Linked DNA regions of Homo sapiens: region 1 is linked to region 2. Evidence: chromatin loops called from intact Hi-C (ENCODE). Cell type or tissue: HCT116. All regions are shown on one strand.

Region 1 (2,500 bases), 83 kb after region 2:
GGTCTTTGATGATGGTGATGTACAGATGGGATTTTGGTGTGGATGTCTTTTTTGTTTGTTAGTTTTCCTTCTAACAGTCAGGACCCTCAGCTGCCGGTCTGTTGGAGTTTGCTGGAGGTCCACTCCAGACCCTGTTTGCCTGGGTATTAGCAGCGGAGGCTGCAGAACAGTGGATATTGGTGAACAGCAAATGTTGCTGCCTGATCGTTCCTCTGGAAGTTTTGTCTCAGAGGAGTACCCGGCTGTGTGAGGTGTCAGTCTGCCCCTCCTTGGGGGTGCCTCCCAGTTAGGCTACTCGGGGGTCAGGGACCCACTTTAGGAGGCAGTCTGTCCATTCTCAGATCTCAGGCTGCATGCTGGGAGAACCACTGCTGTCTTCCAAGCTGTCAGACAGGGACTTTTAAGTCTGCAGAAGTTTCTGCTGCCTTTTGTTCGGCTATGCCGTGCCCCCAGAGGTGGAGTCTACGGAGGCAGGCAGGGCTCCTTGAGCTGCGGTGGGCTCCACCCAGTTCAAGCTTCCCAGCCGCTTTGTTTACCTACTCAAGCCTCGGCAATGGCGGGTGCCCCTCCCCCAGCCTCGCTGCCGCCTTGCAGTTTGATCTCAGACTGCTGTGCTAGCAATGAGCGAGGATCTGTGGGAGTAGGACCCTCCGAGCCAAGCGCAGGATATTATCTCCTGGTGTGCCGTTTGCTAAGATCGTTGGAAAAGTGCAGTATTAGGGTGGGAGTGACCTGATTTTCCAGGTGCCATCTGTCACCGCTTTCTTTGACTAGGAAAGGGAATTCCCTGACCCCTTGTGCTTCCCGGGTGAGGTGACGCCTCGCCCTGCTTTGGCTCACTGGGTGCGCTGCACCCCCTGTCCTGCACCCACTGTCCGACACTCCCCAGTGAGATGAACCCGATACCTCAGTTAGAAATGCAGAAATCACCCGTCTTATGCGTTGCTCACACTGGGAGCTGTAGACTGGAGCTGTCCCTATTCGGCCATCTTGGCTCCACCCCCACCCTTTTTTTTTTTTTTTTTTTTTTTTTGGTAAAAACAGAGTCTGGCTAGGTTGGGCAGTCTGGTCTTGAACTCTTGGCCTCTAGCAATGTTCTCACCTTCGCCTCCCAAAGTGCTAGAATTACAGATGTGAGCCACCGCACCCAGCCTAAAAATTATGTTTGAAGTTAGCTTTATTAAGGTGTCACTTATCTTATGTAAAATTTACCTACTTTACATGTACAATGTGAATTTTAACAAACGTATGCAGTTATATAGCCACCCATACAGTGAAGATAGGAACTATTTCCATCACCCAAAAAAGTTTCTTTCTTTCCTTTTGCAGTGAAGTTCTCTCTCCTACCTCTCTGGCCCTGGTAAACCACCTGTCTGCCTTCTATCACTATAGTTTTGCCTTTTCTAGAACATAGGTAGTCTCTTCTGTGTATGGATGTCTTCTTTCACATTGTAGTGTACTTTGGAGACTCAAACCATGTTATTACATGTATCAGTAATTCATTCCATCTTCTTGCTGAGTGTACTCCATTGTTTATATGTTCCAGTTGAGGGACATTGTCCTTTTGCTTTTTAGAAAACTTTTTATTGGGCCAGGCACGGTGGCTCACGCCTGTAATCCCAGCACTTTGGGAGGCTGAGGCAGGTGGGTCACCTGAGGTCGGGAGTTCCAGACCAGTCTGACCAACATGGAGAAACCCGATCCCTACTAAAAATACAAAATTAGCTGGGCGTGGTGGTATGTGTCTATAATCCCAGCTACTCAGGAGGCTGAGGCAGGAGAATTACTTGAACCTGGGAGGCAGAGGTTGCAGTGAGCTGAGATTGTGCCATTGCACTCCAGCCTGGGCAACAAGGGCAAAACTTCGTTTCAAAAAGAAAGTTTTTATTTTGAAACAATTTTAGACTGACTTACAGAATAATTATAAAGATAGTAGAGAGAGTTTTCATATACCCTTTCCCCAGTTTCTCCTGATGTTTAACATCTCACATGGCCATGGTACAATTATCAACATTTAAGAAATTAATACTGGCTGGGCATGGTGGCTCACGCCTGTAATCTCAGCACTTTGGGGGGCCAAGGCTGGCAGATCACGAGGTCAGGAGTTCGAGACCAGCCTGGCCAACATAGTGAAACCCCGTCTCTACTAAAAATACAAAAAAATTAGCTGAGTTTGGTGGCACGTGCCTGTAGTCCCAGCTACTCGGGAGGCTGAGGCAGGAGAATCGCTTGAACCCGGGAGGCGAAGGTTGCAGTGAGCCGAGACCACGCCATTGCACTCCAGCCTGGGTGACAGAGTGAGACTTCATCTCAAAAAAGAAATTAATATTGGAGCCAGGTGGTGGTGCATGCCTGTAGTCCCAGCTACTTGGGAGACCAAGGTGGGAGGATGGCTTGAGCCGTGGAGTTTAAGACTAGCTTGAGCAATATATCAAGATCCCATCTCTAAAATAATAATAATAATAATAAGGCCAGGTACGGTGGCTCACGCCCATAATCC
Region 2 (2,500 bases):
TCATTTACATTAGGTATATCTCCTAATGCTATCCCTCCCTACTTCCCCCACCCCACAACAGGCCCAAGTGTGTGATGTTCCCCTTCCTGTGTCCAAGCGTTCTCATTGTTCAGTTCTCACCTATGAGTGAGAACATGCGGTGTTTGGTTTTTTGTCCTTGAGATAGTTTGCTGAGAATGATGGTTCCCAGTTTCATCCATGTCCCTACAAAGGACATGAATTCATCCTTTTTTATGGCTGTATAGTATTCCATGGTGTATATGTGCCACATTTTCTTAATCTAGTCTATCATTGATGAACATTTAGGTTGGTTCCAAGTCTTTGCTATTGTGAATAGTGCCACAATAAACATACGTGTGCATGTGTTTTTATAGCAGCATGATTTATAATCCTTTGGGTATATACCCAGTAATGGGATTGCTGGGTCAAATGGTATTTCTAGTTCTAGATCCTTGAGGAATCGCCACACCGCCTTCCACAATGGTTGAACTAGTTTACAGTCCCACCAACAGTGTAAAAGTGTTCCTATTTCTCCACATCCTCTCCAGCACCTGTTGTTTCCTGACATTTTAATGATTGCCATTCTAACTGGTGTGAGATGGTTTCTCACTGTGGTTTTGATTTGCATTTCTCTGATGGCCAGTGATGATGAGCATTTTTTCATGTGTCTGTTGGCTGCATAAATGTCTTCTTTTGAGAAGTGTCTGCTCATATCCTTCGCCCACTTTTTGATTGGGTTTGTTTTTTTCTTGTAAATTTGTTTGAGTTCTTTGTAGATTCTGGATATTAGCCCTTTGTCAGATGGGTAGATTGCAAAATTTTTTCCCGTTCTGTAGGTTGCCTGTTCACTCTGATGGTAGTTTCTTTTGCTGTGCAGAAGCTCTTTAGTTTAATTAGATCCCATCTGTCAATTTTGGCTTTTGTTGCCATTGCTTTTGGTGTTTTAGACATGAAGTCCTTGCACATTCCTATATCCTGAATGGTATTGCCTAGGTTTTCTTCTGGGGTTTTTATGGTTTTAGATCTAACATTTAAGTCTTTAATCCATCTGGAATTAATTTTTGTATAAGATGTGAGGAATGGATCCAGTTTCAGCTTTCTACATATGGCTAGGCAGTTTTCCCAGCACCATTTATTAAATAGGGAATCCTTTCCCCATTTCTTGTTTTTGTCATGTTTGTCAAAGATCAGATGGTTGTAGATGTGTGGTATTATTTCTGAGGGCTCTGTTCTGTTCCATTGGTCTGTATCTCTGTTTTGGTACCAGTACTGTGCTGTTTTGTATAGTTTGAAGTCAGGTAGCGTGATGCCTCCAGCTTTGTTCCTTTGGCTTATGAGTGACTTGGCAATGCGGGCTCTTTTTTGGTTCCATATGAACTTTAAAGTAGTTTTTTCCAATTCTGTGAAGAAAGTCATTGATAGCTTGATGGGGATGGCATTGAATCTATAAATTGCCTTGGACAGGATGGCCGTTTTCACGATAGTGATTCTTCCTATCCATGAGCGTGGAATGTTCTTCCGTTTGTTTGTGTCCTCTTTTATTTCATTGAGCAGTGGTTTGTAGTTCTCTTTGAAGAGGTCCTTCACATCCCTTGTAAGTTGGATTCCTAGGTATTTTATTCTCTTTGAAGCAATTGTGAATGGGAGTTCACTCATGATTTGGCTCTCTGTTTGTCTGTTATTGGTGTATAAGAATGCTTGCGATTTTTGCACATTGATTTTGTATCCTGAGACTTTGCTGAAGTTCCCTATCAGCTTAAGGAGATTTTGGGCTGAGACGACGGGGTTTTCTAAATATACAATCATGTCATCTGCAAACAGGTACAATTTGACTTCCTCTTTTCCTAATTGAATACCCTTTATTTCTTTCTCCTGCCTGATTGCCCTGGCCAGAACTTCCAACACTATGTTGAACAGAAGTGGTGAGAGAGGGCATCCCTGTCTTGTGCCAGTTTTCAAAGGGAATGCTTCCAGTTTTTGCCCATTCAGTATGATATTGGCTGTGGGTTTGTCATAAATAGCTCTTATTATTTTGAGATACATCCCATCAATACCTAATTTATTGAGAGTTTTTTAGCATGAAGCGTTGTTGAATTTTGTCACAGGCCTTTTCTGCATCTATTGAGATAACCATGTGGTTTTAGTCTTTGGTTCTGTTTATATGCTGGATTACGTTTATTTATTTGCGAATGTTGAACTAGCCTTGCATCCCAGAGATGAAGCCCACTTGATAAGTTTTTTGAAGTGCTGCTGGATTTGGTTTGCCAGTATTTTACTGAGGATTTTTGCATCGATGTTCATCAGGGATATTGGTCTAAAATTCTCTTTTTTTGTTGTGTGTCTGCCAGGCTTTGGTATCAGGATGATGCTGGCCTCATAAAATGAGTTAGGGAGGATTCCCTCTTTTTCTATTGATTGGAATAGTTTCAGAAGGAATGGTAACAGCTCCTCCTTGTACCTCTGGTAGAATTTGGCTGTGAATCCATCTGGTCCTGGACTT

Evidence for each region. Peaks named below come from ENCODE experiments on the same cell type or tissue, not always from the same donor. Only the 100,000 strongest peaks of a DNase experiment are listed, where the experiment ranks them.
Region 1: a loop joins it to region 2, with 7 times the contacts of the local background. A loop is called at or near these places in 1 of 110 quality-filtered maps.

What each region holds. Positions count from the first base shown.
Region 1 is chr14:54,868,869-54,871,368 of GRCh38, reverse strand. All of the region lies in intron 1 of GCH1 (GTP cyclohydrolase 1), which reads left to right. Among named protein-coding and RNA genes, the nearest start is that of MIR4308, 8.1 kb to the left of the region's middle. RefSeq lists an enhancer at 58-663. In HCT116, no CTCF peak of the experiment used is centred here; a DNase peak (open chromatin) is centred at 983; H3K4me3 peaks cover 1,362 bases; H3K27ac peaks cover 879 bases.
Region 2 is chr14:54,951,527-54,954,026 of GRCh38, reverse strand. All of the region lies in intron 24 of WDHD1 (WD repeat and HMG-box DNA binding protein 1), which reads left to right. Among named protein-coding and RNA genes, the nearest start is that of GCH1, 50 kb to the right of the region's middle. In HCT116, no CTCF peak of the experiment used is centred here; no DNase peak of the experiment used is centred here.